Linked DNA regions of Homo sapiens: region 2 is linked to region 1. Evidence: chromatin loops called from intact Hi-C (ENCODE). Cell type or tissue: heart left ventricle. All regions are shown on one strand. Links, peaks and the distances in the headings refer to the core of each region. The heading gives the core; the rest is flanking DNA.

The links. A loop is a pair of places that touch in the nucleus more often than their neighbours do. Peaks named below come from ENCODE experiments on the same cell type or tissue, not always from the same donor. Only the 100,000 strongest peaks of a DNase experiment are listed, where the experiment ranks them.
Region 2: a loop joins it to region 1, with 2.8 times the contacts of the local background. A loop is called at or near these places in 1 of 110 quality-filtered maps.

What each region holds. Positions count from the first base shown.
Region 1 is chr2:232,024,590-232,041,392 of GRCh38, reverse strand. DIS3L2 (DIS3 like 3'-5' exoribonuclease 2) reads right to left here. Exons shown (of 21, transcript NM_152383.5): 5 at 11,313-11,414. Among named protein-coding and RNA genes, the nearest start is that of DIS3L2, 71 kb to the right of the region's middle. In heart left ventricle, for the core only: a CTCF peak has its summit at 10,916; no DNase peak of the experiment used is centred there.
Region 2 is chr2:231,928,362-231,938,993 of GRCh38, reverse strand. No RefSeq gene overlaps it. Among named protein-coding and RNA genes, the nearest start is that of NPPC, 7.3 kb to the right of the region's middle. In heart left ventricle, for the core only: a CTCF peak has its summit at 8,823 (motif pointing right); DNase peaks (open chromatin) are centred at 8,173 and 8,723; H3K27ac peaks cover 1,320 bases; H3K27me3 peaks cover 889 bases.

The DNA.
Region 1 (16,803 bases), core at 9,829-12,328:
CAAAGCCCCAGTAGGACCCCCTTCCTCCTATATGACAACTGCCTACCTGCCTTTTGAATACCTGTGCATCCAAATACTATGAATTTGGGATCTGCTGCCATTGAGTCAGGAATGGCATCTAGGTCTGTAACCCCTTTGACTCTGCCTTGAACAGCAAGCTGCAACTCTGATGTGACTTTTATTGTTGGGTCATCTCCACTGTCTAGGGCAAGTATTTGTTAAGGTTCTCCCTCATTCTCAACACCTGTCTCCATAATGTCCTATCATACCTCTCCAGTCCTAAGATACAACCACTAGAATTCTAACTAATATTTTCTGAATTGTTTATTTTCTGAGACTAACACTAAGCTTTTAGTTATGTCAACTGATAGTCACCTTGTTTATCCATGATGGCAACTTAAGATATTACCTATTACCTAATGCTGAAGCATATATTTTTATTTTCTAAATGTGTGCTAATTATTATGACACTGACAATATCTGTATACAGATCAAATAACTCTCTCCTTGATATCTCTGGAATAACAAATAACAGTATGATCATGAAGCCAGGAGATGTAAATCTGAATACCACTCTGTTACTCCTTAGTTATATGTGCCCTAAATAAGAGGCTTAAACCGAGCCCCAGTTTTCTCATTCACAAAATTGGGATACAGACAACAGCATACAAAAGAATAGTACAAGACACTAAACACAGTACCTGGTACACGGTAAGCACCAGTAAGTTAGCAGTTGTTATTAGCACCCACAGGGTTTATATATGCATATTTGTAATTTACCGTATTGGGGTATTAAGAGAAGGAAAATAATAGAATAAACTCATTATGGTTAACCAAAAGATGAAAGACAAGTATGGGCTATGGTTATGGGAGGTGAACTTGATGAAAAAAAGGGAAAGAGAATGGAAGAAGCAGGGCAAAGATCAAATAAATGGCAAACAAGAGTTTACTGAGCTGGCAGCAATGTTCGAAGAGTCTCTGTAAAAGGGTGCCATGGTCCCCCTTTCAGTTTCCCTTGAGGGCAGGATCCTCAGAAGAGTTAGGAGCCCACTACTTCTTCCAATGTCTGGGAGAGTTAGTAGAGGGGCTGCTGTACTCAGCCAATAGTATACCAGGAAGAGAAAGCTTTGATCCATACATGCCTCCCTGAAACCTAAAATTTTCACAATCCTCTCTTGCCAAATCATTCTCATCTTGAAATAAAACAAATCCTCTCTCTTTCTCTATTCCCATCCTTTAAACCTTAGCTCTAATGTAACCTCTATGAAGTCTTCCCCAATTCTTTCAAATAGAGTTTGTTTCTCCCATAACAGTGTGGTATTTCTGTTTCCATCCTGCAAACCGTACCATAATTGTTTCCATTCTCTTCCCAACCAGCCTATGAACTCCTTAAGCGCAAAGCCTGTGACCTATTCTAGTTTGTATCTCTAGAATCTAACACAGGGCAGGATGAATGGTAGATGAGAAGCCACTGGGTACCTTGAACTGCTCCAGGCAGAACTGTCAGGATCAATGCTTCCTAACCATTTGGGGACATGATCTCCACTTTGAAAATCTGAGGAAAAGGATATTAAGCTGTAAGTCAAGAGATCTGGATTCTATCCCTGGTTCTGCCAAAAACTCTCAGTCCTCAAACCAGTCACTCTCACAGTACCTTAATATTCCAATTGACAAAGGAAGAAACTATCATTTGCCCCTCAACTATCTTTCATTAGATGTCTGTAATAAAAAGTATAAGGAGACAGTAAAAATGTGGAAGAATCTGAACTTCGAAGAGTTATATAAGAGTAAATTATTTTTCATTATTGCCTCACAGCTTGATACTCATACAGCTATCTATTTTGCCAAAAATCATGCTGTGAAATAAATTGACTATTTACTACTACAACGAAAAGAACTGTTGTTTTTCTAAAACCCCAAAAGCCCTGTAGTTTACATACCCAAGAGGAGTGAGCACGACAAGCAGAAAGAAGCAAAGATGAATAATCCAATTAATCCACATTGGCTCACGCTAGTGACTACAGATTCCTTTGATAACAATATGCTTTTGTACTAACAAACCTGTAAGACAATTGGCCAGTATGTTTGGAGATGTTTATATTCTAGACGTCAGGGATTCTTGATGACAGTCCGAATATTCTCTTCTCCCTACTTTGACCCTGTCACCAACAACTATCACAGGTGGGCTAAGGACAACAGAACTCCCCCACTTCAGAATAAGAAGCTGTGAAATATTCTAACTAATGAGGCCTGAGAGATGTACCTAATGGGGCTGACGTTAACACAAAAAGCAATTGTCAGGCAGCCACTGTGAAGACTCTCGGGAGCTCCACAGAAACAAAATAATAAGGAACCCGGGGCTACCCTCTACATTTCAAATCTTCTGAAAGCTTCAGAGGCAGCCAGCAGCCCCTCTGTAGGAGCTAGTTAAACAGATAACAGTTTGTAGAAGTAGGTAGCACTAAGCTAATTTTATGACCTAGAAATTCATAAAATTAGGCCTCTAGGGAGAAACACAACTTTGTTGTATTCAGTTTTAAAAGAGGTACTGATTTTTGTCCAAGAAAAAAGGCACCAAGGCAGAAACAAGAATGCTCAAGTCCCAAACCTTTCCTCCAGACCTCAACAACAGCAAACACTTTAACCCTCAACCTACCCCCAAGCTTTGGTTAACAATCTACCCCATCGTCTTAGACTTCCTGCCTGAAGCAAGAGCACTTCTAACAGCACAGGAAAGGCTGTGCTGACTGTCTTATCAATAAAGGGGGTGAGAAACAAGGAAAACAATGCAACAGACTTACTTATTCATATGTTTGCTTATTTTGGCCATCTCTTGCCTGGGTCCAAGGGCAGAAAGGATGCCAGGTTACTTGGCCTTGCTCTTTTAAGCAATCTCATCCACTTCTGTAGAGCTCCACTGGTGCTCTACTGTATGCTTTCCATGCCTACTGTACAACCAGTCAGCACCTATACCTGCTCTGGTCTGCTCTACACCCACCCAACTTGCTAACCATTCTTCTGTTTCTCCCTATTCTACCACTCTCATGTCTTAGGGTAAAAGATGCCACCATCTTTCTGTTCTTTCTTTGGCTCTTCTTCATTACAATGCTGCCTCTTTACTCCCTCAAATGACCTCTAGGAATGTTTCCTTTGGTTTGACCTGGCCCTAATACACTTCTCTTATCTTCTTGGACCTGGTCAACACTATGCTAGATTCAAGAAAACAAAGTGACCTAAATCAACCTATATACCTAAAACATGAAGCCAGCCTTTAGCTATGCTTTCAAGGAATCCAGGGAAGACACTGTATCAACAATTGGCAGCAACTGGGGATGAAGCTGGGAGGTGGATCTGAACTAGGAAAGTTCACTGTAATTCAAAAAGAAAAAAGAGGATTCCCAGACAAAATGGTCAAATAGGAACAGCTTCTGCCTGCAGCTCCCAGTGAGACCAACGCAGAAGGCTGGTGATTTCTGCATTTCCAACTGAGGTACCTGGTTCATCTCACTGGGACTGGTTAGCCAGTGGGTGCAGCCCACGGAGGGCAAGCCAAAGCAGGGTGGGGCGTTACCTCACCCAGGAAGTGCAAGGAGTCAGGGAACTCCCACCCCTAGCCAAGGGAAGCCATGAGGGACTGTGCTGTGAGGAACATTGCACTCTGGCCCAGATATTATGCTTTTCCCACAGTCTTCACAACCCTCAGACCAGGAGATTCCCTCGGGTGCCTATACCACAAGGGCCCTGGGTTTCAAGTACAAAACTGGGCAGACGTTTGGGCAGACACCGAGCTAGCTGCAGGAGTTTTTTTTCGTACCCCAGTGACTCCTGGTATACCAGTGAGAGAGAACTGTTCACCCCGCTGGAAAAGGGGTTGAAGCCAGAGAGCCAAGTGGTCTAGCTCAGCGGATCCCACCCTCATGGAGCCCAGCAAGCTAAGATCCACTGGTTTGAAATTCTTGCTGCCAGCATAGCAGTCTGAAGTCGACCTGGGACACTTGAGCTTGGTGGGGAGGGGCGTCTGCCATTACGGAGGCTTAAGTAGGCGGTTTTCCCCTCACAGTGTAAACAAAGCCACCAGGAAGTTCAAGCTGGGCGGAGCCCACCACAGCACCGCAAAGCCCCTGTAGCCAGACTACCTCTCTAGAGTCCTTCTCTCTGGATAGGGCATCTCTGAAAGAAAGGCAGCAGCCCCAGTCAGGGGCTTATAGGTAAAACTCCCATCTCCCTGGGACAGAGCACCTGGGGGAAGGGGCGGATGTGGGTGCAGCTTCAGCAGACTTAAACATTCCTGCCTGCCAGCTCTGAAGAGAGCAGCAGATCTCCCAGCACAGCGCTCTAGCTCTGCTAAGGGACAGATTGCCTCCTCAGATTGCCTCCTCAAGTGGGTCCCTGACCCCTGTGCCTCCTGACAGGGAGACGCCTCCCAGCAGGGGTCAACAGACACCTCATACAGGAGAGCTCCAGCTGGCATCTGGCGGGTGCCTCTCTGGGATGAAGCTTCCAGAGGAAGGAGGAGGCAGCAATCTTTGCTGTTCTGCAGCCTCCACTGATGATACCCAAGCAAACAGGGTCTGGAGTGGACCTCCAGCAAACTCCAGCAGACCTGCAGAAGAGGGGCCTGACTGTTAGAAGAAGAACTAACAAACAGAAAGCAATAGCATCAACATCAACAAAAAGGACCACCACACAAAAACTCCATCCAAAGGTCACCAACAGGAAAGACCAAGGGTAAATAAATCCACAAAGATGAGGAAAAACCAGTACAAAAAGGCTGAAAATTCCAAAAACCAGAATGCCTCTTCTCTCCAAAGGATCACGACTCCTTGCCAGCAAGAGAACAAAACTGGACGGAGAATGAGTTTGACGAACTGGCAGAAGTAGGCTTCAGAAAGTGGGTAATAACAAACTCCTCCGAGCTAAAGGAGCATGTTCTAACTCAATGCAAGAAAGCTAAGAACATTGATAAAAGGTTAGAGGAATTGCTCACTAGAATAACCAGTTTAGAGAAGAACATAAATGACTAGATAGAGCTAAAAAACACAGCATGAGAACTTCGTGAAGCATATACAAGTATCAGTAGATGAATTGATCGAGTAGAAGAAAGGATATCAGGGACTGAAGATCAACTTAATAAAATAAAGCATGAAGACAAGATTAGAGAAAAAAGAATGAAAAGGAACTAACAAAGCCTCCAAGAAATATGGGACTATGTGAAAAGACCAAACCTACGTTTGATTGATGTACCTGAAAGTGACAGGGAGAATGGAACCAAGTTGGAAAACACACTTCAGGATATTATCCAGAACTTCCCCAACCTAGCAAGACAGGCCAACATTCAAATTCAGGAAATACAGAGAACATCATAAAGATACTCCTCGAGAAAGGCAACCCCAAGACACATATTGTCAGAAATGAAGGAAAAGTTGAAATTAAGGAAAAAGGTTGAAATCTAGGAAAAAATGTTAAGGGCAGCCAGAGAGAAAGGTTGGGTTACCCACAAAGGGAAGCCCATCAGACTAACAGTGGATCTCTCTGCAGAAACCCTACAAGCCAGAAGAGAGTGAGGGCCAATATTCAACATTCTTAAAGAAAAGAATTTTCAACCCAGAATTCATATCCAGCCAAACAAAGCTTCATAAGTGAAGGAGAAATAAAATCCTTTACAGACATGCAAATCCTGAGGGATTCTGTCAGCACCAGGCTTGCCTTACAAGAGCTCCTGAAGGAAGCACTAAATATGGAAAGGAAAAACTGGTACCAGCCACTGCAAAAAAACAAACCAAAATGTAAAGATCATTGACACTATGAAGAAACTGCATCAACTAATGGGCAAAATAACCAGCTAGCATCGTAATGACAGGATCAAATTCACACAAAACAATATTAAACTTAAATGTAAATGGGCTAAATCCCCCAATTAAAAGGCACAGGCTGGCAAATTGGATAAAGAGTCAAGACCCATCAGTGTACTGTATTTAGGAGAGCCATCTCACGTGCAGAGACACACATAGGCTCAATATAAAGGGATGGAGGAATATTTACCAAGCAAATGGAAAGCAAAAAAAAGCAGGGGATGCAATCCTAGTCTCTGATAAAACAGACTTTAAACCAACAAAGATCAAAAAAGACAAAGAAGGGCATTACATAATGGCAAAAGGATCAATGCAAAAAGAAGAGCTAAATATCCTAAATATACATGCACCCAATACAGGAGCACCCAGATTCATAAAGCAAGCTCTTAGAGACCTATAAAGAGACTTAGACTCCCACACAATAATAGTGGGAGACTTTAACACCCCACTGTCAATAATAGACAAGACAAAAAGACACTGTCAATAACAGACAATAATCAACAAGACAAAAAATTAACAAGGATATTCAGGACTTGAACTCAGCTCTGGATCAAGAGGACCTAATAGTCATTTACAGAACTCTCCACCCCAAATCAACAAAATATACATTCTTCTCAGTACCACATCACACTTATTCTAAAACTGACCACATAATTGGAAGTAAAACACTTCTCAGCAAATGCAAAACAATGGAAATCTTAACAAATAGTCTCTCAGACCACAGTACAATCAAATTAGAATTCAGGATTAATAAACTCACTCAAAACCCACAACTACATGGAAACTGAACAACCTGCTCCTGAATGACTACTGGGTAAATAATGAAATTAAGGCAGAAATAAATAAGTTCTTTGAAACCAATGAGAACAAAGACACAATGTACCAGAATCTCTGGGATACAGCTAAAGCAGTCTTTAGAAGGAAATTTATAGCACTAAATGCCCACAGGAGAAAGCGGGAAAAATTTAAAATCAACACCCTAACATCACAATTAAATGAACTAGAGAAGCAAGAGTAAACAAATTCAAAAGTTAGCAGAAGACAAGAAATAACTAAGATCGGAGCAGAACTGAAGGAGATAGAGACATGAAAAACCATTCAAAAAAATCAATGAGTCCAGGAGCTGGTTTTTTGAAAACATTAACAAAATAGATAGACCAGTAGACAGCCTAATGAAGAAGAAAAGAGAGAAGAATCAAATAGACGCATTAGAAAATGATAAAGGGGAGATCACCACTGATCCCACAGAAATACAAACTACCATCAGAGAATACTATAAACACCTCTACACAAATAAACTAGAAAATCTAGAAGAAATGGGTAAATTCTTCCCAAACACCCTCCCAAGACTAAACCAGGAAGAAGTCAAATCCCTGAATAGACCAATAATAAGTTCTGAAATTGAGCCAGTAATTAATAGCCTACCAACCAAAAAAAGGCCCAGGACCAGATGGATTCACAGCCGAATTCTACCAGAGGTACAAAGAGGAGCTGGTATCATTCCTTCTGAAAGTATTCCATACAACAGAAAAAGAGAGACTCCTCCCCAACTCATTTTATGAGGCCAGCATCATCCTGATACCAAAACCCAGCAGAGACACAACAAAAAAAGAAAATTTCAGGCCAACATCCCTGATGAACATCAATGTGAAAATCCTCAATAAAATACTAGCAAACCAAATCCAGCAGCACATCAAAAAGCTTATCCACCACGATCAAGTTGGCTTCATCCCTGGGATGCAAGGCTGGTTCAATATATTCAAATCAATAAATGTAATCCATCACATAAACAGAACCGATGACAAAAACCACATGATTATCTCAATAGATGCAGAAAAGGCCTTTGACAAAATTCAACACCCCTTTATGCTAAAAACACTCAATAAACTAGGTATTGGAACATAGCTCAAAATAGTAAGAGCTATTTATGACAAACCCATAGCCAATATCATACTGAATGGGCAAAAGCTGGAAGCATTTCCTTTGAAAACCGGCACAAGACAAGGATGCCCTCTCTCAGCACTCTATTCAACGTAGTACTGGAAGTTCTGGCCAGGGCAATCAGGCAAGTGAAAGAAATAAAGGGTATTCAAACAGGAAGAGAGGAAGTCAAATTATCTCTGTTTGCAGATGACATGATTGTATATTTAGAAAACCCCAATGTCTCAGCCCAAAATCTCCTTAAGTTGATAAGCAACTTCAGCAAAGTCTCAGAATACAAAATTAATGTGCAAAAATCACAAGCGTTCCTATACACCAATAATGGAGTGCCAAATCATGAGCAAACTCCCATTCACAATTGCTACAAAGAGAATAAAGTACCTACGAATACAACTTACAAGGGATCTGAAGGACCTCTTCAAGGAGAACTACAAACGACTGCTCAAGGAAAGAGAGGACACAAATGGAAAAATATTCCATGCTCATAGATAGGAAGAATCAATATTGTGAAAATGGCCATAGTGCCCAAAGTAATTTAGATTCAATGCTATTCCAAGCAAGCTACCATTGACTTTCTTCACAGAATTAGAAAAAACTTTAAATTTCATATGGAACCAAAAAAGAGCCCATATAGCCAAGACAATCCTAAGCAAAAACAATAAAGCTGGAGGCATCACGCTACCTGACTTCAAACTATACTACAAGGCTACAGTAATAAAAACAGCATGCTACTGGTACCAAAACAGATATATAGACCAATAGGACAGAATATAGGCCTCAGAAATAACACCACACATCTACAACCATCTGATCTTTGACAAACCTGACAAAAACAAGCAATGGGGAAAGGATTCCCTACTTAATAAATGGTGCTGGGAAAACTAGCTAGCCATATGTAGAAAACTAAAACTGGACCCCTTATACAAAAATTAACTCAAGATGGATTAAATGTTTATATGTAAGACCTAAAACCATAAAAACCCTAGAAGAAAACCTAGGCAATACCATTCAGGACATAAGCATGGGCAAAGACTGTATGACTAAAACACAAAAAGCAATTGCAACAAAAACCAAAATGGACAAATGGGATCTAATTAAACTAAAGAGCTTCTGCACAGCAAAAGAAACTATCATCAGAGTGAACAGGCAACCTACAGAATGGGAAAAAATTTTTGCAATCTATCCATCTGACAAAGGGATAATATCCAGAATCTACAAGGAACTTAAACAAATTTACAAGAAAACAAACCATCAAAAAGTGGGCAAAGGATATGAACAGACACTTTTCAAAAGAAGACATTTATGTGGCCAACAGACATATAAAAAAAGGTCATCAACACTGGTCATTAGAGAAATGCAAATCAAAACCACAATGAGATATTATCTCACGCCAGTTAGAATGGAGATCACTAAAAAGTCAGGAAACAACCGATGCTGGAGAGGATATGGAGAAATAGAAATGCTTTTACACTGTTGGCAGGAGTGTAAATTAGTTCAACCATTGTGGAAGACAGTGTGGTGATTCTTCAAGGATCTAGAACTAGAAATACCATTTGACCCGGCAATCCCACTACTGTGTATATACCCAAAGGATTATAAATCATTCTACTGTAAAGACATATGCACACATGCACACATATGTTTATTGTAGCACTATTCATAATAGCAAAGACTTGGAACCAACTCAAATGCCTATCAATGTTAGACTGGATAAAGAAAATGTGGCACATATACACCATGGAATACTATGCAGCCATAAAAAAGAATGAGTTTATGTCCTTTGCAGGGACATGGATGAAGCTGGAAACCATCATTCTCAGCAAACTAACACAGGAACAGAAAACCAGACACCACATGTTCTCACTCATAAGTGGGAGGTGAACAATGAGAACATATGGGCACAGTGAGGGGAACATCACATACAATGGGGCTTGTCGGTGGGTGCGGACAAGGGGAGGGATAGCATTAGAAGAAATACCTAATATAGATGATGGGTTAATGGGTGCAGCAAACCACCATGGCACATGTATACCTATGTAACAAACCTGCTCATTCGGCACATGTATCCCAGAATTTAGGGTATAATATAAAAAAAAAAAAAAAGAAACCCTGCACTTCACAGCACTAATAAAAATTACACTTAAATTTGTATAAGTGTGATCAGTATCTGTCTTTTCCTACCTGTACTCCCCATTAAACTATAAGCTCCATGAGAGCAAGAACTATGTCAATACTACTCATTACTGAATTCCCTACACCCTATGAATACCTGGCATATAGCTATAACTCAATTACTTTAGCTGTATCAGATTAAAAAGAATGTATGCCTCAACAAAGCTCTGAGATAAAATGGTACTCCTCACATCACATCTTTTTTGGAAAAGCTAGTAAGAACATTTCTTGAGCTCCTGCCATTCTAAGATTTTTAGGCAGTATTCTAAAATTTTTACATGTATTCTCATTTAATTTTCATGACAAACCTATGAAGTAGGTACCATGATTATTCCCATTTTACAGATGAGACATTTGCAGCAGAAAGGTTGTACAATTCACTCAAAGTTATAGAGATGAATGGCAGAGATGAGATTCAAATCTAAGTAGCCTAGCCTAAAAGCCCATACTTTTAGTCACTACTCTATAACACGTATTATTGAAGAAGACACCAAATTCTTCAAATAAATAAAACAAAAAAGCCAAATAAAACAAATGATATGAAGACAAATTCAGACTTAGATACATCTATAACACGTATTATTGAAGAAGACACCAAATTCTTCAAATAAATAAAACAAAAAAGCCAAATAAAACAAATGATATGAAGACAAATTCAGACTTAGATACATGTCTCCAATCCTACATGACAATTCAAAGATATTGTCACCACACATCATTCCAATGCCTGATCCTTACTTTTATTTAAAACCATCAAAACTAAAACCATATCTTCCTTTCCAATTAACAGACATAGATGGAGACCGAAACCCAAAATACTCTCATATTAAAAACATTTTCTTCTGCCACTAAATCCCTGATTTATAAAAACACAGACCAACTATTTTTATCTGCCAAGGCACCCAATCACCAAACTGGGCCAACAGAACTCCACATGTATTGCCTGGGTTTTCCACTGGAGGCAGCAGAAATGCGTGGGGACTGCCACTGTCTCCATGGCTTTGTCTTTCTAGTTCTCCCTGCATAGGATGTAGGAAAATAATACATACCAAGTTTGAATGGGCCCTCAGTATTTATTCAAAAGAATACCAAAAACCAGTGCAAGGCATGTGACAGGGAGGATGGATCACTAGAGAGAGAGCAAGGAGAACTCATTTAATTAGCAATCTGCCCAGCAGATGCTTCTAAGTTCCAAGCATTCGGTAGCATGCTTCCAAGATTACACCCCATCTTATCACAGCGCCTAAGGGGTCTGTGACTCCTCCAGTTTATGATGCCTTGTTGGTGCACCATGGAATGTGAAAGACCCTAAGAAATCTGTAATTAGAAAGGGAAAACTTAACTCACCTTCCAATGCTCCTCGGGAAGCAGTTTCACGACCACCAGATCCCCATTTAAGGCTCTATTACGAGCAACAACCCCATCAATAAAAATGTCTCGATCACCATCCTAGGTTGGAAAAAGAAATAAAACAATAGTGAGCTTAAAAACACATAAAGCAAAAAACAGATTGCCTGCTTTCATAACTGAAATAGAAAACAGCAAGTTATTCTTAGGTTATCCTTTTTCGTATTAAATAAAGCATGCTGATACCTTTTTAATACTAAATGAATTTTTTACATATCAAGAAAGTATAAAAATAGAAGGTATGCAAGAGAACAGAAGAGGAACAACATATAATCTCCCCCAAGAAAACAAACTGAGGGCAGGAGTAGCAATGGCTCTAAGATTTGGACTCTCTAGGAGGAAACCAGCAAATTCATAATGCCCCCCAAGAAAGTGGCAGAGAGACTAAATTGTGGTTGTTTTTACGGAGACCTAAGTAGAGGGCAAAGAAGAGAAGGAAAGAGATGTAATATGAGATTCATCACGTGATCTTCACACTCTACCGACCTTGCTGACTTAGGACCACCGTGAACTCCAGACAATGAACACAAGATACAGACACTTTCATCCTCACTCACTCACTCAGAAACAACCCACTTTAAATAATGTGGCTCCCCAGTGAACTCCCCAGGTGTCAACTTCTTGGCTTAAATAGGTGCCAGAGTCTTCTTAGTAAGCCAAATTACTTTGTAATTTTAAATAAACAAGATAGCCAAGGAAATGCAGGCCTTCACCAGCAGTCAGGGTTCCTGAGAAAATGAAATATTTTCAAAATGTTTCACCAACAAACATGTACTCTTATCCTTCTATTCTCTACAAGTTTATATGATGTGCTCTTTTTCAGAGAATAAGAAAGAAGTAAAACATTTTTTCTTACAGGAGGTGACAGCAAAAGAGTCTGGAACATCATCACTCAAATTTTTCTAATAGAGACACTTGACATAGATAAGATTGAACATAACACTCAATGGACTGAAGGTGATTACTATGAAATTTTGGTTAAAGTTAAAATTAGCATCCCAAAATCACCAAATCAAAAAAAGGGGGAGGGGCAGATTTTAGTCACTCAGCATTTTTTACAGCTTCCACTTACAAACCATTAGAGATCTTCTAGAATAGTTTTTCTGCTCAATTTCCAGTTTAGCTATGGGTTGACAGCTGTGGCTTGCACACTCTGCCAAAACTGACCCCACCCTAGTCCCTGAGGAAAAGCTACTGTGTTAGCCACAAAACATGACTGTAGTTGACCTCTTGACAAGCTTCTCAGAGAGATGTGGAAGAGACAGCCAGTAAACAGAGAGAGAACAACTGAAATAAGGCACATCACCATCTATTGCTGCCTTTTGCAATTCAAACAGCAATAGGATCTCTCAGACCTCCTTGGAATGAAAAATGGGCTGTTTGGAGGTCACCCTAACCCATACTCACGTGTCAAACATATGCAATGAAATGCCTCTATTATAAGCAGATACAACCACCCTTTGGCAGCGCAGAGATTTCAGATTGATGGGATGATAGTACTGTCACCTTACAATCCCAGGAAACCAAGGAAAGCAGGGCTGAGTTGAACCTCAGACAACACAAAAATCTATAGCTACTGCATCATACTCAGCTCTTCCTTGATTCATTCAGAAGACTGATCTGTCGCTGAATCTCTTACTTTAAAGACACTAAGCTTGGGAACTGCTCAATATTAAAAGTTTGAGTCATCTCTTTTAACCACTTTTTTAGGCCAAAGATTTCAGCTCTTTGTTTGAATGCCAGAAGTCTTGTTCCACCCATCAGAAAGAATAGATAATAGAAAAAAAAGAAAGAAAAATAGATAATGAACTTCCCTGGAAGAAAAATAATGGAATTGGGAGGTGGGCATGTGGTAATCAGACTAAAGACTTAGAGGACTGGGGGAAGGAGGACAACACAAATATGCCACGATGGTCACAGCATCCTTCATTGATGGAACAGTTCCCTTTGGACCAAAAATAAATTCCACCACTGTACAAAGGGTGCCTCCTATGACACGATGCATTAAAAAGTTAGAGAGCTTCTTAGATTTACATAATTCAGAATAGAAACTGTGCTTTTTAAAAATGACAGGTTTTTCCATCTGATCAATTTTCTCCTCTTTATCCTATCCCCAAATAGGATAAAAGGCATGACAATAATATCATTTTATCTTGGTTTGCTTGAAAGTCACATGATTTTACTCACATTCTGTATTTCATTTTTATTGAGAACCTCACAAAACTAGCAAGTACACATAAGTTACTCATCCTGTATAGTTTAGATGTGTCATGAAATGAAAACCAACTTTCTGTCAGTAGAAATTATAATGAACCTAAGTCAAGTTCCCCTAAAACAAAGTATTATTTTATACCTGCTGACTAATTCACTGTTCTTCACCTCTTTACCTAGGGAGATATTTTAGCATAGCAAATGACATTGTGTAAATTCACAACCATTTTTAGAGTGAGTAAGAGCAAACCTAAATAGTTTAAACAAATCTCTATTTTTGTCTCTCTAAAAACTTTAGAATGTGAGCAACATTAGACAACATTTACTCCATCCCCTCATTTTACAAATGAGGAAGCCACTGTATGTCCTACTGTCAGAGCAAAAGCCTCATCTTTCATATTCATTCCTGCCTTTATGCTCCTAGCTTAAGCCGGTAACAATTAGGCCCTGGTTCTGACATTCTACTTCCCAGTCTATCTGCAGGCATTTTTCATCCCATACATTTTATATGTCATAAAATGAAAATCAACTTTCTATCAGTAGAAGCTATAATGAACCTAAGTCAAGTTTCCAGTTCATACAAGTTCATATTTGACATGGATATGAGATATGTATACTCAGAAATCTAGACCACAGGTGGTTATGGGCTTTATGTATGAGTAATCTGTTGCCTCTATTATTGCCCTCTTCAGTTGCTTTCTATAATGCTTCTGGAAACTGAAACCCACAAAGCAAGAATGTAGGACTGTTCCCGTGTCCAAAACCAGAGTGTATACAATCACTTGCAATGGGCCTTGATTGGTAGCTCTTATGATCTATTCTTAATTACCTAGAGGTGAATTGTTTTTCTCTGAGACAATATTACGACTCAAGCAGGAGCCAAATAAAAGAATAAAAGAGGCATAGAAATAAGCCAATCCTAATATCGCAACTGTCTAAAAATTTCTAAGTATGACGTAGTAAGAATACAATTTTAAGTAAGAGAACAACTATGAGCTTTTAAAACATCACCACCTTTTGCTTTTGTGTCTTAGCTTTCTTTAACAAGCCAGGTTACACCATGGAGATACATCATTTGCAGATGTAAATTACTTGAATTTAGCTTGCAGGAACCATAGGACCTCTGCTCTGGCCCTGCTCCAGCCACAACCCTCCCCATCAGACAAGGAGTTCACAGGGCCAAATGGATGTGCTTCCCTAAAATAAGCAGCCCAAAGCCTACCTCCAGGACATATACAGGCACTTCCCCACCACCGGAGGCACCCCCTCAATGGGGGTGCCTCCACTCAATGGCAGGTATTTCTAATGGGTATGGACATAGCTTAGATACATGGGATAGGATGCCCACGTTTGGGCATGAAAGGGCCCTCACTGAATGCAAGGGAATCACAAGGGGACAGGGAGCTAGCACTGAGAAGGGAAGAGGGGCAAGCCAGAGGTGAAGCCATGTTTCAGCATGGAGCTGCAAGAAATCTGAGAATTCTACATTTGAACTCAGGTATATGAAGGTGTATTTGGCAAGGAATAGACTTTGTCTATTCCTACATGGAATATATAGAATAATATATTTTACTTGATGGTGGTTTTGATGTCTAACTTTTCAATATTTGATTTAAGGTATGTGTGCCTTCTTTTCTACTTCTGTCCTAGGTCCCACACTTGCTAGGAGCCAACCCAATAGGGATTTAACTTAGGGAAATTCTATACTGTGTTATCAGGGAAGAGAGGAAGCAGCAAAATTTTCAAAATGCTGTAGTTCCCCTTATCACACCAATCAATAAGAGCAAACTTAAGCATGCACAAGAGACAAGAGGTCTGAATATACCCAGTTCCCAGCTGTCTCTCAGGATGAACTTACTACATTGAGTGACATTTTCATGCTTAAAAATCTGTGTCTTTCATACATGAGGGCTCCTAATACAATCAAGTTCCTTCAACTGGTATATTCTTGAAGAAACAGTCATGCTTTCTTATGGGAAAAAAACATTGGTTATGCAGGACGTACTGAGAGATGGTTTATCCGTCTCCAACACAGCACCTTCCTAAGAGATTTTCTGGGTAGTTTTTATGATTCCTGGATGTAAATTTAAGCTTATGAGCAAATTCTGGAAACTAACACATATGTAAACTGCACTTCTCGTACATGTGAGAACTGTTCGTGCAGCCAAGTTACCACCTCAAAACTGACCCTCAATTCTACAACCCAATTTTACAACTCAAGTTTCAGGGTCAAGACATATGCCATTTTCTCTAACAGGAACAGAATATGACTGAGAAAGAATAATGTGAATGTCAGTGATACCTTTTATCTAATTCAATGGGTAAGACTCGAACTTGGATGCAATGTGAGTCCCTGGATTTCAGAAGGCAGGGGAAAAGGACTAAACTGAGCTTGAGAATAGGTCATAAGGTTATTGTAACAATAACAATAATATCACTTGAGCATATAAAATCTGAAATGTTCCAAAATATAAAACTCTTTGGGCACTGACATGACATTCAAAGGAAATGCTCACTGGAGCATTTTGGATTTCAGTGTAAGTATGTAATGTAAATATTCCAATATTTAAAAAAAAATTCTAAATCCAAAATACCTCTGGTCCCAAGTGTTTCAAATAAGGGGTGCTCAATCTGTAATAATGACATTTATAAAGTACATGACTGAACCTATATTCTCACTAAACTTACTGTCATTTAAAATAATAAAATATGTTAACTAAAATATATGTATCCCATTTCGTCATCTATAAGCATAAGTTTGGTCTCTTTCACTGTGAAAAATCTGTGATTCTATAGCTATTCTATTTATGGTATCCTGGAAAAGTTAGGTCAGGAATTTAAGAATATTGCTCTCCCAGCTTTGCTCAATCAAACCTTCTCTAGAGAACTGCTGCTAACTATATATCAGTGTAAACTTGATTTAAGTGGAAAGAGCCTCTTAAAATGAGTCATAAATGTAAGAAAGGGTCTAAAGACCCAACGGTAAAGAGCCTTGTACAAAGTTTTATCACCTGCACGAAAGTGAAGTGAGAAACTCTGACCCCCACCAAAAAAAAAAAGCATTACACGTTATTTTTGGACAAATGTTCAGATTAGCTCATGCAGTAGATCCAAAGTAGATAGCATATTTGTTTAGGAAAGATTAACTTAAATCGGTGGAAAAAACCATAAATCCTTTTAAGCCATAAACCAAGGGCGTCCAGTTACACGAACTGGTGGG
Region 2 (10,632 bases), core at 7,531-10,030, 100 kb after region 1:
ACCATCTCCTTGGCCACAGTGACTGGCCAAGTCTAACAAGTCAAACAAGGCCAACAAGGCCAGCTGGTCCTTCCATAAGATTCTGTCTAGACCTAAGAGGAGACATCTGAGGGCATCACTCTCCCTGCCTGCATCCCCTACCACACAGAGGAAGACGCTCTGTAGTAGGAAAGAATAAGGCCATCACATGGAGGCAGAGAAGTTACCGGGAGAAAGAGAGAGGCTCAACATCACTTAAATCACTGAATCTGTTGGCCTCTGAGCCAGCGAATAAATAGGCTCTCGCCCTGGACTTCCTGGTTATGCAACCAATAAAGTTTCTTAGAGCTGGAGTTACGTTTCTGTCATTGACCAACTGGGGGCTTGGGTCCGGCCGGATCTGGGTCATGTGCTTGTGTCTATAATAAAAGAGATGGGTTATTGAGATTGGTAGGCCACAATAAAACAGGGTTAGAGTGGAGGGAGAGTTTCCGAAAGAAGTTAGTGCTGCACAGAAGAAAGCAATAATAACGTCCAGACAAGTATTGAAATAGTCAGTTACCAAATAAATGGGGGTTTTATCCAGTTCTATTAGCCTTTACAAATCAATTGCCAAAAATTAAGTATACAGAAAATAATTAAGAAAGTTGTATATATTAAATTTTGTCCCCTACAAATAATAGTCATATTTTTAATGCACGTGAGATATTTATAAAAACAACAAATATTCAGGCACAAAAGAAAATCTGGCCAGGCATGGTGGCTCACGGTTAGCCTGTAATCCTAACACTTCAGGAGGCCGAGACAGAAGGATTGCTTGAGCCCAGAAGTTCAAAACCAGCTTGGGCAACAGAGTGAGATCCTCGTCTCTACAAAAAAAGTAAATTAAGGCCAGGCATGGTGGCTCACGCCTGTAATTCCAGCACTTTGGGAGGCCAAGTCAGGCAGATCACGAGGTCAGGAGATTAAGACCATCCTGGCTAACATGGCAAAACCCTGTCTCTACTAAAAATACAAAAAGTTAGCCAGGTGTGGTGGCAAGTGCCTGTAGTCCCAGCTACTCAGGAGGCTGAGGCAGGAGAATCGCTTGAACTCGGGCGGCAGAGGTTGTAATGAGCCAAGGTCACGCCACTGCACTCCAGCCTGTGCTACAAAGCAAGACTCCATCTCAAAAAAAAAGAAAAAGAAAAACACAGTAAATTAAAAAAAAATTAGCTGGGTGTAATGGTGCGCACGTATAGTCCCAACTACTTGGGAGGCTGAGCTGGGAGGACTTGAGCCCAGGAGGTCGAGGCTATGGTGAGCCGTGATCATACCACTGCATTTCAGCCTGGGTGACAGAGCAAGACCCTGTCTTAAAAAAAAGAAAAAGAAAATCTCAAGAAAGTTCAAATCTCATAAATATTACAGTTTCAATATCCCTAATCCAAAACTTGGAAATCCAAAATGCGTAAAATCCAGAACTTTTTGAGGACCAACATGATGCTCGAAGGCAACGCTTATTGGAGCATGTTGAATTTCAGATTTTTGGATTAGGGATGCTCAGCTAGTAAGTGTATAATGCAAATATTCCAAAATCCAAAAAAATCCAAAATTAAAACATTTCTGGTCCAAAACATTTGGGATAAGGGATATTCAACCTGTATAAGTTATATTATCTGATTACAATACAATAAAGTTAAAAACCCATAATAAGAGTTTAATGAGGCCGGGCGCGTTGGCTCATGCCTGTAATCCCAGCATTTTGGGAGGCCGAGGTGGGCTGATCATTGGGAGATGGAGGTTGCAGTGAGCCGAGGTCGAGACACTGCACCCCAGCAAGGGCAACAGAACGAGACTCCATCTCAAAAAAAAAAAAAAAAAAAGAGAGAGAGAGAGTTTAATGAAAATGAAATGCAACTATTTTAATTAAAATTACTTTTATAAAAGTTTATAAAGTAAAAATAACATTTATATAAGAAAGCAACTGCTTGGGAAATCTTTTTTATTTTAAGGCAAAACCAGGGAAAATGCCTACTAGTCTATAGAACACATGCAGCAGCTCTGAAAACTTTACGGAAGAGCAGAACATATTTATCTGAGTTGAATATTTATCATGAATCAAGTGAAGAGAAAATGATGAAAGAAACAATTATCACTACATCATATGGGAAATGGATAATAGTGACATGCGAGTAACAGGTCTTTACTCACCATTTACCACAGAACATTCCAGACAGGTTAAAGTTAAATACACGCATGCATACACACTCACACAACCATTCTTTAAAACCACAACAGAAGAATATAAAAGTGTATGCTCCCCCTATCTACGGAGACATTGGTGTCAGGACCAAGTGTGGGTTTCAGGGCAGACAGACCTCTGAGTTTCAGTCCCAGCCATGGTGCTTACTCCAGTACTTAACATTTCTGAGCTTAGTCTCCTGTCTATGTAATGTAGGTGAAAATACCCAGTTCGCAAGAATCAAAGCCACTATGTGGTCCACACTTTCAGCCTCTATAGTGGACTTACCCAGGCTGGGTGCTGGGGTAGCAAGAGCAAAACAAACAAGATCCCTGCTCTCCAGGAACAAATGGCCCCTGGGAGAAATGGCCTGAGCCAGGCGACCACACAAGCATGTAGTCAAAGAAAAGTGCAGGAGGCTACGAGAACTCAAAACATCTTGAAAATGTGTAAACATCTGTATATGAGCATAGAAAAGCCATACAGTGAAAGGCCATTTCATAGTAAACATGAAAATAATAATATCAATATATCTAACACTCTGATAAAAATACTTAAGAAAGCCCATATACCAGGTCATGTCCATTGGCACAGGGCTGACAAAATTCAACCAAACCACAAAGAGTGCTTATGCTATCAAACCCTTTCAACCAGCAATTAGAAAGAAAGAAACAAAAGAAGGAAGGAAGGAGGGAAGGAAAAGGGAAAGGGAAAGGGAAGGGAAGGAGGAAAAAGAGAAGGAAGGAAGGGAGGGAGGGAGGGAAGGAGGGAGGAGGAGAGATGAAAGAAAGAAAGGAAAAGAGGAGAGAAGGAAAGAGAGAGGAAGGGAGAAAGAAAGAAAAGAGAAAAACTCTGTTTATATAGGCATGTTTTTACCTGCGATATTTGTAAGCACATGACACTAAAAACAGCCCAAATCCTGACTGTGAACCATTACATTGCAGACTATGAAGGTTCATGGAAAAGGTTTTATCAAATCATATTACATGAGAAAGTTGATCACAAGATATTATGTGCACTTCAAATCCAACTAGACACAAAAGTTGCCGGAGGATCTGAAAACCAGGGAAGTAGTAGACAGGCCATGTTATATCAGTGGAGCTGTGCATATTTGCTATTAGTCTGACTTTTCTGTTTACCTCGCACTGTAACATTGGATAAATATTCTATACCAAATTTCTAAGGAGGATTGATTTTTAAGGGGCCATTCATCATTCCACCCAAATAAGCTCAGCATCGCCAGGTCATCTTCCTTGGGCTCAGCCTGCAGTTTCTAAGGAAGCAAGAGAAGGTGTGTGCAGGGCAGAGGCCAGCAGGGCCGGCAGACAGTGTTCCTCCTACAGAAGCAGCTGCCCATGGGCCCCTGGCTTGGCGAGGCCTGGGAGCATCTTATCACATGAGCTCATGTGAAAGGCCCACGCCTCCAGATCTCCAGCAAACATATGCAGTTCCTTTCCCATCACTGCCCAGCTCTGCTCCAGGGTCCATGAGCTCATTGCTGCTGGGCAAGTCCTCCTGGGGTCAGATAACCGCCAGGGGCAGCTCCTTTCCCAGCCTCCAGCCCTTGCCTTGTGCCCCCAGGAGACACAGGGCTGCCCTGATTTCCACTGTGTGATTGCAGGCAGAACACAGAGCTTTGTGTGAGCTTAGCCTCCGTCCTGGGGGGCTGAGCTGGTTCTCTCACTCCAGCCCTGACCCCTAGTGATGGCCTGGCCTCAGTCTGTGACCAGGTGGACCCCGCCTGGCCTCCAGGCCCTGCCCAGGCTGAACTGCTGTCTTGTTTCTGTCTCAGTCCCAGAATCTGCAGCAACCCTGAAACCAGAGGCCATCTCCCAGGTGGGTGTCAACCAGAAGAGTCATTGAGCATGGGAGAGGGGGCAGAAATGGAGGCCCTGCCCTCAGGGACCCCGGGTGGCTGGTATGAGGGGAGGTTTCTCCCAGAAGGTCAGAGCTGGTTCATTCATTCAGTCTCACACAAGAGGGCGTCCATTGTGTGCCAGGTCCAGCAGCAATGGAGTCCCAGGTGAGTCCCAGCAGTCCTGATGTCACAGACAACTGGAGAGAGAATGTCCCCTGGCCCTGCTCTGTTCCTGTGGGCAGCGGTCCTCGTCTAGGCCTCAGAACCCTACCCCACCCACCTCCTGTGCTCTGGCCTCAGACCACTACACACTGGCCACCGAGAGAGCTGGTGTTCTGAAACTAGAGCTCTTGCCTTCCCAAAACTTCCAGCCACAACATTCCCAATCAGTCTGGCCTCGTCCTTTCCAGACTTCCCAGAACTTAAAGGGAAAGAATGGGAAAAAGGGACAATGAGGTCCCAGAGAAATGGCCACTGACAGATATGGCAGAGGCCCCAGGGCTCTGAACCGCCCCCCAACCCCGAAAACGGCCACAGGTGGTGGAGGAGCTGTGTCTGTTTGTCTGCCAAGCCACACACCACATTCCCATGGGAGCCCACTGCGCGCGGGGTGGAGACAGCTGTTCCTCTCGGCACATGTGCTCTCGGGGAAGCAGGGTTGCTCGCTCCCCAGCCCGGTCCCTGTGGCTCGCTGGACTTCAATCCACTCACTCATGTGGCTGCAGCAGCCTGCTGAGCCCATGTGGCTGAGGGCAGACCATGTAGCCAGCGGGGGCCTCCACAGCCCCATCTGCAAAATGGGGCAGCTGGTCACTTTGCCAGCACCTTCTGTCTGAGGGCAGAGGAGGCCTGTCCCTGCTGTGCCCTGAGGCCCGGTGCAGTGCTGGGAGTCAGTCGCTGTGCATTTACTGGTCACCTACCAATTTAGCAGGCAGTGGGCTGGGAGGTGGGGCTACTGAGGCGGACACAGGGGTTCCCTGGAGAAGCTGGTGGCGGGAAAGAAGGAAGGTTTGTTGCCACCAGGGCTGTGACAACAACATGCTCGGGAGCTGAGGGACTCCACAGCTGGATCCTGGCTGCCTGTGCTGAGCCAGGGGAGCAGCCTGTGGGAGCAATGGGCACAGTCCCATGGAGGGCAAGCCTCAGGGCTCAGCAGAGGGGGCACACCCTGGAAAAGATTCCCGGGCCCTCTCACTTCCCTTCAGGTCCTGGCCAGGCCCTTCTGCCAGAAGCACTCCTGAGGGTCACACGCTCCTCTCCAGCAACCTCACCTCCCGGGAGGTTCTCAGGGAGCAACCCAGGCACACCACCCGTCTGCCCACTGCTCTGCTGCCCATGGAACTCAAGGGGACAGACAGAAAGTGGCATGCCTGGGATCCAGGCAGGGTCTAGCATCTGGAGGTCTGGGGACAGGCTGCCCAGAGTCTGACACGACTTCTCTGACCCTGCAAAGTTTCCTCCGGTCACAGGAAGGAGCAGGGCTCCAATGTCTGGGCTCCGTCCTCTGAAGCCAGATGCCCTGTCTCCCACCCTGCAGACTCCAGGCCTTCCCCCGCCCTCCCCGGCTCAGCCACCACCCAGCTTTCTGGATTTTCTTGTAACACCTCACTCGCCACCCTGTGTCTGCAAGCTCAGTGAGGCCTGTTCTGCTTGAGGAACACATTTGCATCTAATGGGGTAAGAAGGTGCTGAAGTTAGAAATATTTGCTTGATTTAGTAATGCATGTGAGCATATGTCTCATTCATTTTACCTACGTGAACGCTCCCCCTTCAGGCTGCAAGCTACGGTCAGCAACTAATTCTTTAGAGGCAGTGTGATCATTAGAATCATCTCCATCAAATGATTTTGAGTGTGATTTTTAAAGACAGCAGTGCTAGCAGTCGGCCTGGGCCCAGTCCTTGAACACTGCCCTGAGGATTTGCTTTGCTATTTCCATAGAGGAACCATTGGGGACCCCTAATTTTGCCTCTCCACATGTTATCCCCTTTGCCTTTCTATCCATCCCTGAGGGAAGAAGGCAAGGACACCCCCAGATGTCCTCACTGTCACATCAGGGGCTGTCTGCGAGGGCAGTAGGGCTCTGGCAGAATGGTTATTCCAAGAATGGAGTGTGGGGGAGGTCAAGCAGTGGGCACCGAGGGCATGGAGATGCCTGTGGCTGATGTGTAAGCAACAGAAGCCGGCTCTGGCTGAGGGAAGTGGAAAGGAATGCATTAAAAGGGCATTGGAGGCCGAGCGTGGTGGCGCACGCCTGTAATCCCAGCACTTTGGGAGCCCGAGGTGGGTGGATCACCTGAGGTCAGGAGTTCGAGACCAGCCCGGCCAACATGGCAAAACCCCATCTCTACTCAAAATACAAAAATTAGCCATGCGTGGTGGTGCAAGCCTGTAATCCCAGCTACTCGGGAGGCTGAGGCAGGAGAATCGCTTGAAGCTGGGAGGTTGCAGTGAGCCAAGATTGCACCATTACATTGAGCAGTCAGGAAGGCTCGGGAATAACTCACCCAGGGTCAGTTGCCAACATCAAGTGTGGATCAGGTGGAGGGAGGACCTCAGTGCAAGCCATTGGGGCCAGCCTTTATGTGCCAGCCTTTATCAATGACAACTCTGTCACAGAACAGTGGGTCCTACTGCCACCACCACCCTGCCCAGGAACTCCTCTTGTAGTATGATTCAGAGCATTCCCTGAAGACCCGGCTTCTCTGAGACGATGGCACCCAATTTGAAACTCAGGGCTGGTGCAACGGAATTGGGGCAGTCCAGGTCACATACCCAGGCACAGGTTGCAAGGGTGCCCGAGAAAGCAAGCACATGATGATTCGACTTCTCCAGTGGGCTGTGATGCCGGGCAGCAGCAACCATGGATGGACACGTGCTCACGTCACATGGACACTCGCCTCTACTCCTTACCACCTCTGTGGACATCGACATCCTTAATCAGCTGCTTCCTGGGAAGTTCTGAACCCTACACGACTCTAAGCTGGGATTTTATTTCATAAATTATTTCCCCCACAAGACAAAACAGGTCATCATTTCAGGAGAACGACCTTTCTTCTCCTTGCCAAGTGTACACTGGACATCAGGGACCACCTTGGGCAATCCTCGGGAAACATTTGTTGTGTAAGGTTACACACTGGGCCCAGAGACAATTCACACAGGCATAATGGTGGTTTTTTGAACAATTTATGGGCTTTGGGCTTAAAAGTGTTTTCTAATCCCTGTGGAGCCCAGATTGCAAAAAGTTTGTTCCCTCCAGCCCTCATCAGCATCTGGCTTGGTCATGTCCGCTTCTTACAAGTGTTTTCTGGTCATTCTCATCTTAGAAATTGACCGCTCACCAGGAGGCAGCGGGTGATGACACACTCACGGGGCAGAAGTCTGCAGAGAAGTCTCTGGCTTGGAAAATCCAGAGACACGGCTCCCTTGAGGTGACTGGTGGTCCTGGATCCTAGCAAGTCCATTCCATGATCCCTTCTGGGAAGGTGCCAAGTTAGGGGGCTTCTGTAAGATACTTGGTGGTCCCTTCTATCCATAGGGAGAAGCCCCCTCCTCCTTGAAGACTGTGGCCCCTATCAAATCTGAAAAAAGGTCTCCAAGACCAGACAATAGACATTCTCCTCCAGGTACAAACCAAGAAGGTGGGCTCACTGCAGGGACCCCCCAGAGCAGGAAAAGAGCGGCTCACTGCTTGGAAAAGCTCCATATGACCAACATTTTACCAGAGTCTAGCCAAGGCAAGCTTTTGTCCCTAGGGCAAGAATTTGGCAGCAGATCCATTTGCTCTGCAAACATCTGGTGCAGGCTCTGAGCTGAGGTTGGGGTGCTGAGCTCTTTTCTGCTGGGGAGGCCCTCTTGCTCACTATCCTGCTCACTTTCTCAGGGCTGAAGCCTCTCACTGCCCCACTCACCTGCCCTTTGACAGCCAGATGGAGAGCTGTTGATTCCCCCAGGGAAGTGAGCCTATTTGTGGAGGACCTGTCTTTTCTTTTTGGCAAGCAGGGGAAAGGAGGAATGAACTCTGACGTCATGGACTGCGTAGGACAGTGGGGTTGGAGGCCATCTGGAGCAGGTGCTGGCAGGACCCCTGGGAAAGGGAAGGAGGGCAGCTGGCTCATCAGATGGGGGTGTCCTGGGGTCAAAGACTCATGGTACAACGAGGTTAAGCTTTCCTGGAATCTCTGGCCCGTGAAGGATGAATGACGCTTCCTTGGCCTCCATCTCCTCCAGTACTCCAGTCCAGCGCCATGGGTGCAGGACTCCTGGAGGAAGGTACCAAGCTCAAGGAGACCTGGCCATGCCCCGGCCTCTGTGTGCTCTGAGGGGCTGCACCACTAAACAGTCCTGGGGAGTTTCGGGGGCTGTGGGGGTCCTCTCACCCAAAAGTATGTGTGGACATGCAGTGACATTCAGATCTCTCTTCTGCCTCAGCTGTCTCCTGCTGTGTTTGGCCAGGGAGAGGTTGGAAGCCTCTTATCAGGCCCCAGATTCACTCTGCCCTGTCTAGAAGACAAGGACAGTGTTTTTCTAATTACAGGTGGTGAAACTGAGGGCCCAAAGCAGTGACGGGACTTGGCCAGTGTCCCGCAGCAATTTCCCTGCCTGACCTCAAGACTCGCTCACTGCCTGTTTAGTGTCTTCTCTGAGAAATTATGCAGCTGGAAGGGGGCCCCGGGATAAACAATTGCAGAGAAACAGATGGGCGGCTCTGCAATCCTCCCCTCCAGTGTGCCTGAGAGCCCTCCCCTGCAGCCCTGGGGCCAGGAGGGGGCGCTGCTTCGCGGGGCTCCTGTTCCTCCCTCCTGGGGACCTAGGCTGGACAGTCCTGTCTTAGCTGCTCCTTCCCCAGCCTCCCAGCAGCCCTTCCACACGCCTTTCTCCCACCAGGCATCCTGACCAGGGCCCACTCTCATTTTCTATCACATCCTGATTCCTGGCCAGACATCGCCTGTCCCAAGGAAGGGCCCCTCTCCAGTAGGTGTCAGAGTCGCACCTTGCCCTTCTGGGAGGAGGGAAAGAGTGAAAAGGGGCCCACAAAACGGGGTCCCGCCCTTCAGAGGGCCAGAAGGGAGAAAATGGTCCCACCCATGCAACTCTCCGACGCTGAAGGCCCTGCATACCCCCAGCCTACTGTGGCAGAGCTGATACCCTGGACTCGCCCATGCAACTCTCTGACACTGAAGGCTCTGCATGCTTCAGGCTGGCTCTGCCTCCCACTTCCTGCTCCCTCCCACTTCCCCCACACCTAGCTGACCCCCTTCCCCTTGCCTCATCTTCAGGCACCCCCAATAAGCTCACTTGCCCTTCCCACCCCCAAGAGCTCAGCAGGCTCCTCTCTCTCCATCACACCCCCCACCTCCAGAACACCATCGACCTTAGAATTGCCTCTCCCTAGTCTGCCTCCTCTGGGCACCCCTGCCTGAAGCACTCCACCCTCCCGAGGTCTGGGCACATGGGGTTCTGCAGTCTCATCGGCCTCCCCTGCCCTCTGTGTTGCCCTTTGGTGAGGCCTCTCATTTGGTTTTTCTCAAACAGCACCCCTCTAGGCCTGACTCTAGTACATTCCACTGTTAGCCTGGTTTTCTGTCGAGGTTTTCCTCTTCTCTTCCCTTCTCTTCCTGTGTTTCCAGGCTCAGCACAGACTTTTCCTTCTCCAGGAAGCCCACCCTGCTAGTCCAGGCTGGAGGAGGAGCCCTCCTTGGGTGGCCTCAGCCTGACCTGTCCCCTTCCCTGTCATTGTCCTTTTCAGCCTACAAAGCTCATGTCTGTCTGCTAGGGGGTTCTTCCCGGCTGGATGGAACCCTGCAGGCTTCAGGGATGCTCAGTAGATACCGGGAGATCAGCGAGATCAGTGAGAACGACATGATTCCTTACAGAATTACCGCGGCCTTGGGGCCTTTTCTCCCTCTTTTGCCGTTAGGAGGAAATTTAAAATTGAGCAGTCAATAAAATGACTTGAATAGCTCATATTCAGCTGCTCAGTGAGTTCAACTTTCCCAGGCCATGCCCCTGGGGCCTGGGGCAGAAGAAGCAGACTTCGTAAGGGAAAAGCAACAAAAAGGGACCTGAGTTCCAAATCTAGGCTCAGGAGGAAGAGTGGGCGTCCTCTGCAGCTCCCCAGGCAAGGAAAGCAAAGGGAGAGGGGAAACCTTCATCTCCAAGGCAGTTATGTGCTGATGGCACACCTCCCGGTGGCCCCTCCTGCCCAGGCCTCTGACTCTTACCCACCCTGCCTCCCAGGCCCCAGCTAAGCAGAAGCTGCTCCACAGCCTGCCCCCCGGGAAGCCTCCCTCTGCAGATGACCACCGCCCAGTGGTCAGGAGTGGCAGCTCACCAGATTTCCCTTCCAAAGATGGGAAGGTGAGTCCAGGGAATCGGCTCTGCCACAGTAGGTTGGGGGTGTCAGTTTTATTAATTTAGCCTCAAAGTTCAAACAGAGAGGAGACCTAGATAGTCAATCACCTGGACGCGAATGTGTCTAGGAACACAGAAGACAGGAAGGACCAACCTAAGGACGTTCAGACAGAAGGAAGTAGCCATGAACAGCGGAAGATTTCCTTAATAAGGGGCTTT